Linked DNA regions of Mus musculus: region 2 is linked to region 1. Evidence: chromatin contacts called from ENCODE Hi-C or POLR2A ChIA-PET data. All regions are on one chromosome and are shown on one strand. Each heading gives the region's core, a stretch centred on a gene start or an enhancer-like site at or near the end of the contact. The rest is flanking DNA. Distances are from core to core; before and after follow the strand shown.

The links. Hi-C counts contacts between places; a loop is a spot of excess contacts on that map. ChIA-PET counts read pairs that join two places held with the same protein, here RNA polymerase II (POLR2A).
Region 2: a loop to region 1 is called in a map of T-helper 17 cell, with 1.9 times the contacts of the local background. The contact joins the promoter of Hmg20b here to the enhancer-like site in region 1. A Hi-C loop is called at or near these places in 10 of 37 maps with a recorded cell type or tissue (CH12.LX, T-helper 17 cell, adrenal gland and 6 more). POLR2A ChIA-PET finds 5 or more read pairs at or near these places in 4 of 5 experiments (Patski and embryonic stem cell).

Annotation. Positions count from the first base shown.
Region 1 is chr10:81,298,023-81,304,145 of GRCm38, forward strand. The region is part of intron 1 of Pip5k1c (phosphatidylinositol-4-phosphate 5-kinase, type 1 gamma); the gene reads left to right. It overlaps Gm16315 (a long non-coding RNA gene), which reads right to left. Exons shown (of 2, transcript XR_001779824.2): 1 at 4,818-6,123; 2 at 3,679-4,383. Among named protein-coding and RNA genes, the nearest start is that of Gm16315, 3.2 kb to the right of the region's middle. Within about 2 kb of position 2,254, at least 1 of the 3 ENCODE cell types and tissues checked has a DNase peak (open chromatin) inside an H3K27ac peak, as active enhancers do; it is heart, where a contact is called at or near this core.
Region 2 is chr10:81,346,602-81,352,724 of GRCm38, forward strand. Hmg20b (high mobility group 20B) reads right to left here and starts at 3,826. Exons shown (of 9, transcript NM_010440.3): 1 at 3,533-3,826; 2 at 2,779-2,887; 3 at 2,285-2,488; 4 at 1,895-2,015; 5 at 1,385-1,431; 6 at 835-907; 7 at 240-455; 8 at 1-91. The coding sequence starts at 3,570.

The DNA.
Region 1 (6,123 bases), core at 1,004-3,503:
GTGTGTATGGCTGCCCCCACCTCTCTCAACCGCCACCACCTCGTGACTTCCTTTCCTCTCTAGTTCCAAAGAGGTGACGAGTGTTCCCGGGACAGTGACGGGCTGAGGGGAGGAAGTGCTGCCCTGCCCAGCCCTGCACAGAGCCCAGGCCTGCCCAGTCAGGCGGCTCCAAATGGTTGTCTCTGGGTGCTTCCAGGTCACCCACCTGCCGCATTAAAGCTGTTGGAGATGTGTGAGAGAGGCTGCTGGCTTTATTCAGCCTCTCTGAAGTCTAGGTGGAGTTCACACCCACAGCTGCAGCACTCAGGTGTGGAGTCGAAGCTTGTGTTGCACTCAGTCATCACCCCGCCATCCGTCTGTCTGTCCATCAGTCGGCACTACAGCCAACTCTGCATGTTTCAAGGCATGAGCTGCAGTCCCTCCTCTCCTCTGCCTTTATGTGGGCTCTGGGCACTGGGCGTGGGTTCTCAGGCCTTTGCACCTTCCCCCGCTGGCCTCAGTGGCACTGTATCAAAACCGCATAGTCTCATTCCAGAACCTTCCAACACCCCACCCATTTCTCAGCACCTCCTGGCACACACGAGTCCACTCCCTGTCTGGGAGCCCACAGGATGTGGCCTTTGTGTCATGGTCCCTCACCGAGTCCCATGTCCTTCGTGTCCCTCCACAGTTTGGGCTTGTAAGAGCCTCACTCCTGTTCATGGCTGAGTAATACTCCAAATGGGGACAAGACGCCCTGGTGTGCTGTTCCTCCGTGGACAGATGTCCATGTTTCCTTGTGTTGGTTGCTTTCGGAAAGTCCCACAGGGACTGTGCACAGAATTTGGGTGGATTGGGCTTTTCACTTCCCCTGGTGACTGCCTGAGGGTGGACTCGCTGAGTCACAGAGAAACCGTGTGTCTGACTGGGGACAAGCCAGGCTCGCCCACAGCCACCAGTACTTCTCCTTCCCTGCCGGCTGCAGGTGGCTTCCTGTGACTAGCTTCACTGACTTTAGTGGCTGTTTTTAGTCCTTAATGTTACGTATATGTCTGTCTTATGGATGTGTGGGTGGTGCCCTGAGGGTGGTAAGGTCAGTGGTCACCTTGCCAGAATCACTTTTCTCTTTCTACCATGTGGTCCTCAGGTTTGAACGCAGACCATCCAGCTTGGTAGCAAGCACCTTCACCCACTGAGCCCTTTCTCTGGCTCATGTGGCCTCTCTTCTGAGCACAGGCACAGTAGGCATAAGGAAGGCATAGTTACCGTGGTGCCAGTATGTGGTGTGCCAGATCCCCTGGAACCAAAGATACAGGTGGTTGCTAGCCATCGTGTGGATGTTAGACATTGAACCCAGGCCCCTCTGAAAGAGCAGCCAGTGCTTTAACTATCTAGCCATCTCCCCAGCCCATCACTGTGACTGTCCACTGTCTTTATGTCTTAGACAGGGTATCCCTGCATAGCTCAGGCAGGCCTCAAACTCCCAATCCTCCTGTCTCAGACTCCTGAGAGCGAGGATGACAGAGGAGGGCTGCCGGGAGCAGGGAGTCCAGGAGTTGTGTGTGTTGCATGAGCTGTGCCTCTAAATGACCTCAAAGTCAGCGTTTTGTATGGGCAGGGCCATCCCCTCTGAGTGTCCCTGAGGGGAACCAGTGATGCCAGTGAGGGGTGGCCCTGACTTCTGCCATGTTCATGCTGGACTGAGGTTTAGAGGATAGGTGGGCAGAGTGAACAGTCACAGGAGAAAGGGACTGGACAGGAAGGAAGGGCCATGTTGGTCTGTTGTCCCTGAGCCCTAAGTGATAGCAGCCGCCAGCACAGAAGTGTTGGCTGCCAGAGCCAGGAATGGAACCAGCTGTGCAAAGGTACTGTGAGCAGACATGCTGGCTTGGGCCATGAAGGGGCAGCATGCGTGGCCCAGGCACCTGGGACGGCCCAGTCATATGTAGGCTCTGCCTAGGCCAGAACGGAACACCCTGGTGGAAGGAGTTATCAGAAATGCAAGGACCTCTGGGGAATGGGTGATTTGGACTGGGAGCCTCCGCACCCCAGGCAGCATTGGACCTTGGTCCTGTTTCTCCCACAGTCCATCCCATGATCCAGGCTGTGGTCTGGCTTCCAGGCCTCTCAGCACTCAGCGCTCCACCCACCACTGACACAGGTTTTCTTGAGAACATTAACTGAGGTTCTGGGGGCAGGCATCTGTGCAGGCCGGGTGGGTGAGACCCTGTTTCAACACCCTCCTGTTGCCCACACACCACAGGAGGCGCCGTCTTCCTCTGTAGCCCAGGCTGGCCTGAACCTCGTCAGCCCTGCCTCGTCATCTCGGGTGCTGGGATGGCGGTTGTGAGGCACCATGCCTGAGTTCTTCATTTCTGCCTTTCTGAGCTGTTGGGTCAGCTCTGGTGCATTGGGACAACACTCTGGGGCCATGGAGTCCAAGGGTCCAGTGCTGGCCTGCTATCCCTGGCGTGCGATAAAGATTAACCCACAGAGAGCGGGAGCTGTTGCTCTTCCAGGACTTGGCAGATTCTTTCTGTGGCCTGTCCCATTGTGTCCCAGAGTGCCGACTTCAGCAGCTGCTAGGATCCAGTTTTTTGCAAGTGCATGACAGAGTGCGCACAGCCATGTGGCATCCTGCTTACCAGGGCAAGGTGGTCATCTACGGGCACCCCGCAGCTGCCTTAGGAGACACTATGTCGCTGAGGGTGGCCCTTCTTAATTGTATGGCATAGATTGTCTCCTGGTTCCACTACCTATACTTCCCTGTGCAGGGATGACCAGCCTGCCACAGCCCAGCATTGCTGTTGGTGTTGCTGCAGTGATGCTGTGTAGCCTTCGTGACCTCTGCCTCCTCTTGTCCTCCTGGGTTCTGGGATGATGGATATACACAACCAGGGCTGACCCCTTCCCTTACTTGAGATAGTCTTTCTCTTCCCCTTCCTCCTCTGCCCCTTCCTTCTTCCTCCACGTCCTCCTCCATCTCCATCTCCTCCCCCTCTTCCTCCTCCTCCTCCCCCCCCCCTCCATCTCGGCCTCCAAGTCTTACTCTGTCTCCTCCATCTCTTGTACTTTCTTTCTCTTTCTGCAGTTCTGAAGAGGCCAGGGTGCGGTGCGTGCCCTGCAGTGTCTCTGGAATGCATAGTATCCAGTCCCTCAGCAGTTTGTTTCCGGTGCAAGGTTTCAGAGGCCCACGTAGGTCAGGTTGTTCTTGACATGGGACTAGATCACTCAGACGACCCTAAAGTCCCTTAAATTGGCTATAGCAGAAAGATCAGTAAACCACACAAATCTGCTGCATGCCCACAGGTGTCCCCAGCTCCGCAGTGGTTCCAGGGTGACAGACTCAGGAGCATGGTGATGTGGCCGGCCGCCTTCTGGACCTGTTTGTTGTTGTTCAGGAAGCTGAGTTTTCTCTCTCGAGCTTGGAGAGAGCCCCTGGCCTGTCCCCTCACACACTGCAGAGGTGGGGGCGGGGTCCAAATGGGGACCTGCTGCTGGGGCCATCACCTGCTGGGTCTGCAGGCTGTGAGCAGATGGAAGGGGAAGTTGGTAGGTGTCTTCGAAACTTGGACACAGTACCCTGATCCTGGCCACTCAGAGGCCAGGGACCAAGCTCTGTGACAGATGGAGTCTGCAGGTCCCATGAGGCCTGCGCTAATAGTGATGTGTTTACCTTTGTGGACACTTACGTCTACATTTTGATTTTGGGATCTCGAGCTATAATTGGTAGACTGTAGGGATCACTTGTTTAAGATATACACACCTGTGTGATCTTCAGATTATACAGCCAGGTAATCTACATAGTTCCAGAACATCACATCCCTCAGAGAAGGCCTTCTGTGTTTAAGGCATCCACCAACGAACACATGCGTTCCCCTCTGTGTTCTCCCACCCTGGGTGTGACCTGTCATGGATATTGTATGGCTTTCTTGTTTGGGTCCCCTGTGTTGCTCCAGTGTGTGGGTCACCGGGACAAGGATGCACTGTGCAGTATGAGAGCAGCAGACCATTCGCTTCCTTTTTGAGGTCTTCGCACAGCCGCCATGTCTCTGTCCGTTGCTGCTGCTGCTGCGTAACAGGCACCTCCGATGTGGAAGCCCCACACCACACTCGTGCATGCACCTACACAGATCCCCATGCGGTGTGTGATGCCTCTCTTGGGTGGCCAGAAGTGGGATCATGTCCCAGGCCTCTTTTCAGAGACAGACAGGTCACCTGTACATGCAGCATGGGAGCCACCATCAGCCACTGGGCCCTTCACAGTTGAGCAGTGTGGCTGTGCGGGGGATGTGTGAGGGTCTCGCTCAGCAGTGGGCAAACCTTGCAGGAGTCTGGCAGAAGGAGCTACGGAGAACACAGCTGTGCCGGGGCAGGATGGAGTAGGGCAGGGGCCTTTGTTGGCTTGAGGAGGCAGAGAGGAGGGAATCAGGGAGGCAGCAGGAAAGGAAGTCTCGGTATAACCCAGTCAGCAGGCTAGCATGAGCTCATGGATAGCTCCCACCTCTGCTGGCCCCAGGCCTTGCTCTCTGAGGCAGAGTGGTGGCAGGGTCAAGGGCCTGTGATCTCCCTGGCTATAGTTTCTGTTTCCTGTCCATTCCAGCCCCTTTCCTTTTTCCTGTGCCCAGACCTCTCTGTCCCCCCATTCCTGTCACTCTAGGATCACCTGTAAGGAATGTCTGCAGGTGATGGGCATAGCCTGTTTTACAGATGGAGTGACCTGGGTTGTGTCCCCAGGCAGTGCGCAGTTGCAGCCCATGTGACAGGTGCTTGGGATGATGGGGACACAGCTTCCGACCTCCCCAGGAGAAACCCGCTATAGAGAGATTCAGACTCACCCGAGGTCACCCAGACGTGTGGCAGCAGACATTGGCCTGAAGCTTGAGGGGTATTGTCACCACTTGCCTGGGTGCTGCCGGCAGACGTGGGCTGACTGGGCCTCACGCACCGCACCCGTAGCCAGCTGGTGCCCCCGCCTCCCCTCCTCCCTGACTATTTTTAAACATAATTTCCTGGAAAACGGGGCTGCTTGCTCAGTAGACAATTGGCTGGGAGGAGAGTGTCTGAGCTGTGTCAGGGCCCCTGACTCTCCCCCCTCCTGGCCGCATCTCCAGGGTCTGTCTTAACTCCCATGATTCAGCCAGTGAGGTCAGAGCCCATGGTCCACGCTGGGGTCCATGCTCGGCTACAGGTGGAGCAGGTGACTTGGGACCTCAGAATGTTACCTGCAGCCCTGGGAGCTGCTGCCAGCAGAGCTGAACCCTTCCTTCTAGCCCCAGGGAGCCTTGCACAAGTTCTAGACCTTCTGCCTCTCCTGGTCCTTGATCTCCGCGCCCCAGATGCAGCTTGTTCCACTGTAGAGGCAGACACGGGTCAGCTGATAGAGCCGTGCCATTGCAGTGGCTGAAGGGTTACTCACCAGCGCCTTATACAGCCGCCGTGGTCCATCCCCATCTCCTGTCAGGGGCAGGATCAGTGTCCTGAGGTTGTGGTCCTGCATCCCCCTGTGCTGTGCACTGGGAGCCTGCATCCCTTGGCTCACAGCCCCTACGTCCCCTGAGGAGCTGTTAGTGACGTCAGGGGAGGAGACAGAGTCACCCTCATTGCAACACCCATCTTTCTGTCCACGAGTGTCTCCCACAAGCCCAGTTCCTGCCGCCATCACGCCTCCATAGCCCACAGGGGCTGTGATCATTTACCTCCCCAAGGGTCATCTCTTGGTCCCAGACGCAGAACCACAGACTGTTCACTACAGAGAGGCCAAGGCAAATACCAGGGCAGCTTCTAGAAACTTTTTACCTGTGGTCTTCGGTCCCTGGGTCAACAGCATCACAGTCCACCCAGTACTAGGTTTGAAATCCACACAGACAGTCACCCGTGATCTGTCTCTGTCTGTGATCCAGTCATCGCAATGAACCTGGGGCAGGGATGAAATTACCCCTCCCCCTCCACCACCGCAGGGCAGGGGAGGAAGTTACCCCGGTGCACAGGCACACAGCCTGACACAGGGATGGCTCCGTGAATAAAGGGCTTACTGCACAAGTGTGAAGAACCAAGTTTGAGGGGCTGGAGAGATGGCTCAGCAGTTAAGAGCACTGGCCGCTCTTCCAGAGGTCCTGAGTTCAATTCCCAGCAACCATGGGA
Region 2 (6,123 bases), core at 2,576-5,075, 50 kb after region 1:
CTCTCGTGCTGCGCGGGGTCGCGCTCGATGGCTCCATGAAGCCGCGCCATGTAAAAGTCCAGCGTCCCGAGGGTCGGTGTCTCCCCGGTGCCTGCGGGTCAGTGGGTTAGAGAGAGGCCTCCCAGGTCCGTAGCTGGGAGGGACCAGGGAATTGGCCTTGCGAGGGGGCGGGTCCGAACTCGGGCGAGGCCTAATTGAAAAGTGTGGGCGGGACCGGAGGTGTGGGCGGGGCTGCGCACCGGGCACCGGCAGGGAGGCGAAGCTAGCCGTGAGCGCCTGCCTCACGGCCTGTAGTTGCTGCTGCAATGCCAGTGTGCGCCGCTCCTCCAGCGCCAACTCCTGCTCCAGACGCTCACGCGCGCTGCTCATGCTCTGCGTGTGGCGCTGCAGCACCGCATTCTGCTCCTCGAAGGCCACGTTCATCTTTCTCAGGCGCCGCAGCTCTGCCTCGCGTGCTGCGGGACAGGAGTCAGAGCCCTGAGCTGCCTCCCCGTCATACTGGTCCCGGAGTGCTATAGACCCATTTCATCTCTGGCCTCAACCCGACCCATCTCCCTCCATTCCTGACCTTACCCCTGATCTCATCTCCCTTCAGCCCTGATCCTATCCGCCCTCAATCCTAGACCCCAGCCCGACCCTTTTCTCCCTCCATTCCTAACCGCACCGTACCCCCACCGTCTCCAGTCTGGCCCCATCTTCCCTCTATTGCCCATTCCATCCCTGACCCCATCCCTCCTCCATCACGGCCCCCTGGAACTTCAGTCCTGACTCCAGCCCTCATTCTCATTTCCACTCATCCTGCAACCAGGACATAAGCACCTGCTAAAATCTCACCTTTGTTTTGGTCCAGAAACTCTTCCGTGAAGATGGGCACATCAAAGGTGGAAAAGCCATCGCAGTCCACACCCTGGGACATGGCAATGAGTTCGGTGGGGACCCACATCTCTGGAGCTTGGGTCGCCTGGAGCCCCAGACTGCTTTTATTTCCTTTGTATTGTGTGTCTCCCATGTGCATGCATTATCCACAGAGGCCAGAGGAGGTTAGCAGATGCCCCAGAACTGGAGTTAGAGGTGTCTGTGCTCACACCCAAGGGGGTGCAGGAGCAGTGAGTGTTCTTAACTCTGAGTGGCGCTGGAGTCCCCAGCTTCCTGCATGCCAGGTCAGCACTCTATACATGAGGCCCTCTCATGGTGGGGTGGGTGGGTGGTGGTGGGGGTAGAGCCCTTGGTTCTGTGCATTCTGGGCAATGACTTCACCACTAAGCTATGCCCCACCACAGAGTCACTGTGTCTCCACAGTGGTCTTGCTTTTATCTATGGAACACACTAGCTTTGGGGGTAGGTATCTTCTCTCTTAAGTACTTCTGGACTGAGAGGCCCTTACCTTGTGCCCATTCAGGAGGGTGTTCATGAGCCCAGAACTGGAGTCCTCTAGTGGGGAGGGAGGAAGGCAGGTCAGCCAGCACCCTCCCAGTCCAGAGGCCCCACCTGGACGGCCCCACATAAACCTTTATGCTTATGAGGGGAGTTTGGGCCCATTCACCTTTCCTTTTATTGTTGTTGGGTTTTTGTTTGTTTGTTTGTTTGTTTGGTTTTGGTTTTATGAGACAGGGTTTCTCTGTGTAGCCCTGGCTGTCCTGGAACTCACTCTGTAGACCAGGCTGGCCTCGAACTCAGAAATCCGCCTGCCTCTGCCTCCCGAGTGCTAGGATTAAAGGCGTGTGCCACCACGCCCGGCTTTTGTTTGTTTTTGAGACAGGGTTTCTCTGGGTAGCCCTGGCTGTCCTGGAACTCACTTTACAGACCAGACTGGTCTCAAAAGCAGAGATCCACCTGCCTCTGTCTCCCAAGTGCTGGAGTAAAGGTGTGCACCACTACTGCCTGGCTCACTCACCTTTTTTAATTTTGTTTTCTTGAATCTTCTCAGTGCAGACCTTGTAGGCCTCTGACTGCTGGTATGCCCACAGCTCCTTCAAGTACTGCTGTTTCTCCTTCTCTGCCTCATCCAGGTACCGCTAGGAGGGGGGCAGCATCCTCAAACTAGGGCCAGCCCAAACGAAGGTAGGCACACAGATGTGGCCAGAGCCAGGCCCCCAACTCCCCTCATACTGATGTATTCGTAACCCCTCCCTTGCCTCCCTTCCTCCCTCCAACCCACAGAGAGAGGGTCCCTTCTCCAGGACTACTGGACGTTCTCCACCTTGTTCTTTGGGCCTGGGTCTCTCACCGATGGGGCTTGCCCAGGGATCCTCCTGTTTCTGCCACCCCTTTCTCTGGTCTCTACCTGCTTCTCTGCCGGCTGCAGCTTGCTCCACTCGGCGCCCAACATCTTCGTGATCTCCGGGAATGGAAGGTCCGGGTGGCGGGTGCGAATCTGTTCCCGCCTCTCATTCAGGAAGCGAACATAGCCAGTGACGGGGGCCTTGGGCCCATTTGGGAGAATCTTCTTTCTTTTTTTGCCTTTGGGCCAGCCTCGCTTCTTCACTGGCTGCAGGAGGAGGCTGTGTCCTTGGGAGGGGCTCTGGGAAGTGTGGGTGGGGGTCTGGGGCATATGGGCGGGGCCTAGTCTAGTGGTAGGTCGGCAGATCAAGGGTCAGAACTCTAGAGAACCTACGGGTCCTGCACCAAGACAGCCTCCTAGGGGTGGGGCTGAAGCCACTGACAGGCTAGGCTGGGGTGTGGCCTCTTGCTAGGCAGTGGGAGGATCTTATAGTCTGGATTTGTGAGGTATGTGTTGCTGAGCCAGCGGCCGGCCAGGCTTTTCAGATGGGGACTCACCTCCTCCTCCTGGGGCCCCTTCTCTCCAGCTCGGGAACCCTCGCTGCGCTCCTGCTTGACAGCCACTACAAAGGCCCCGTGCTGGCCCGGAGTCTTGCCTCCCGCAGGTCTTGGGGACAATGGAAACCAGCGTCATCCATCAGTGCCAAAATCATTCCCCCATACCTACCCATCCCCTTCTTGTCATTGGAGATCACAGAAGTATGTGGGAGCACGCATGAGCCTGGAAAAAGGGGGTGGGGACCCAGAGTTTGAGGATCCAAGGATCACAGTAGGCCACTGGCGGGGTGGGGACGGAGGACGAGGTGAGTTGGTCCTGGGGCCTGGGAGGAAGATGAGATAGTGAGGAAGGCCATAGGGTGTCTTGGCAGTTCTACAGGGAGTACAGAAATCCCCGAAGGGTGACAGGACATGGTCAGAAGTTCCTGTAGTGGGGATAAGGTAGGTAGGGTATAGGGACAGGACAGGATCAGGGGTTCCCAAAACAGAGGTACACAGAGGTACCTGAGGATGAGACAGGGTATGTCCAGAGATCCCAGCGTGGACATGGTGTGTTTAGGGGTACCCGAGGGTGGATATAGGGAATGTTTAAGAGTTCCCAAGGATGCAGGACAGGACATGTCCAGGAGTACCCGGGGTGGAGACAGGGCATGACCCCTGGTACTCGAGATGGACACAAGGCATTTCCAGGGGTACCCGACGATGGGGACAGGGCTTATCCAGGGTCGGGACAGGCTGGGGGAGGCGCACTCACGCGGTGGCTGCGCCTGGCTGCCGGGGACCGTGGGACATGGCCACTCCGGGCGGGATCTGGAACAGAAGCCGGCAAAGGTCAGGGGGTCCTGCCTGCCACCTCGATGGGAACCGCAGGGCGATCCCCGGGGGGCCCGGACCGGGGAGGCGGATCCCGGGGCGGGGAGGTCCTCGGGCAGGAGGCCCCGCGATCCTTTGTTGCGAGATCGAGTCCCGGAGGCCGCGCCCCGCAGCCCCCGCCCCGCGCAGGCCCGGACTTCCCGGCTCTTTTCACCTCTGAAAAAACTTTCCCGGGACCTGAGACGCGGCGACGGTCCAACCAAGCGCCCGCGCCCGCTCCGCCCTCATGCTAATGAACCCAAGGATAGCGCTCTAATTGGCTGAGGCCTCCATGAGAGGTGGGGTCATGCAGATTAGTCTCGGCGCGCCGGGCGGTGGTTGGCTGAAGATCTGCGGAGCCGCGTGGGAGGTGCGTCGGCAGGTTGCGGGCGGGTGCGTCAAGTTCGGCTGCGCTCCGGCGCGCTCGGGACCAATCGGAGGCGACTGGCGGCGTGCTGTGGGGCGGAGCTCCTTAAAGGGCCAGTAGTCCCCATTCTGACCGGTGAGCTAGGGTGTGGAGATGGGGACCGGGGATATTCGGCAGAAGAGGCGTTTTTAGTAGGCTTCTAAGGAAGGAGTTAGGTTCCAAAGAGGCACCCCCCGCCCCTGCAGTACGGCCAGGTGTAGTTTTTCTTACTACGTTGAAAAAAAATGGGTCTGGTGAGATTGCACAGCACTTGAAGGTGCTCGCCACCTAGTGGACGACTTGCATTCGGAACCCACAAAGTGGAATGTGAGAATGGTTTTCCAGCAAGTTGTCCTCTGAACTCCACTGTGTGCTGTGCCATGTGCATCACACACAGACCTAAATCAATAAATGAACGTATGCTTTATAAACGGAGGACTGGGGAAATGACCACCAGGCACTGATTTCCCTTCCCGTGGAACCTTGATTTTACTCTCTGACCAAGGGGTACATTGAACCATAGGAGGAGTAACAGGCTGGGAGGCTGACACCTAGATCTGAGATAGAAGCTGGGCTAAGAGCATTTTCATTAAAAAAAAAAAAAAATCATTTTGAAGGTCAGTGCGGACTGACTCAGCAAGCCAAGGGGTTTACAGAGAAACCCAACAACTTGAATTTGATCCGCATTATCCAAATGGAAGAGACAGCACCACACATCTAGGTTGCCAAATGTGATTTTACTCCAGTCTTCTGTAACATCCCACAGTAAAAGAGAAACTGAGAGTTGGTTCTATGGTTAGGAGTGCCTGTTTCTTTTGCAGAGAACCTGGGTTCGATCCCCAGCACCCATTTGTCTGCTAAAAAGTATCTGTAACTGTCCCAGGAGACCTCTTTTTACCCTTTTGAGCATTAGGCAAGCAAACAGGCTTACATGCAGGGAAAATGCTCATAAACGTGAAATAATAGGTGTCAGATCTTGTTACAGATGATTGTGAACCACCATGTGGTTGCTGGGATTTGAACTCCGGACCTTTGGAAGAGCAGTCAGGTGCTCTTACCTACTGAGCCATCTCACCAGCCCAAATAAATCTTTTTAAAAACAAATGATTGAAGATATTGCTCAGTGGTTTAAATAAAACCTGCTGCTCTTCCAGTTCGATTCCTGGTAGCCACACTAAGGGCTGGGAGTGTGGTCAGAGTGGAGCCCCGCCCATAATTCCCCTGGAGGGGTTGGGGCAGGGTTAGGGTGTTTCCATCCCATCATGCACTGCGGTCGTGGGCTCAGTCCTCCCGTGCTGTTTGTAAACTGAAACTCTGTGATGGGGTAATGTTGGCCAGGTGACGCATTGTAATGATAGCATGTGTTTATGGGACCACACACATGCTTACACATGCAGCATGTGCTTATGTCTATCTTAATGGCAGGTGCAAGTGACGCCCCCCAAACTCAACAGGCTGGGGGATTCTGAGCCGCTCCTCTCAAGCAGGTGACAGTTCAGATAGAGCTTCTTAGATAAGGTTAGGCTTGATCAAACTTGGGCTTCCTGTTACAACAGAGATAGAAGAGCATTTGGGTAAAACAATGACAGGCGGCTGTGGGGACCCAGGCACAGGTCAAAGGTTTCTACAGGTGGTCCAGGAAGGGAGCAGCCTGACAGTTACCCTGAACAGAGTCTCAGCCTTCATCACTGGCTGTGAGCTTGGTGTGGGCTCACCTGCCTTTAATGCTACCACTAGGGAGACAGAAGCAGGGGATCTCTGTAAGTTCCAGTCCCCTGTGCTACATAGTGAAAGCCTCTCAGAGACAATTAAAAATAAATAAATAAATAAATAAGAAAGAAGCTGGGAGGTGATGGCACACGCCATTAGTCCCAGCCCTCCAGAGGAAAAGGCAGGTGAATCTCCGCGAGGTCAAGGCCAGCCTGCTCTACAGAGTTTCTCTGTATAGCCCTGGCTGTAGACCAGATTGGCCTCAAACTCAGAATCTGCCTGCCTCTGCCTCCCAAGTGCCAGAATTAAAGGCGTGTGCCACCACTGCCCGGTGTTTATGGTGTTTTTAACTCACCCTGGGAAGCACTAGGGACTGT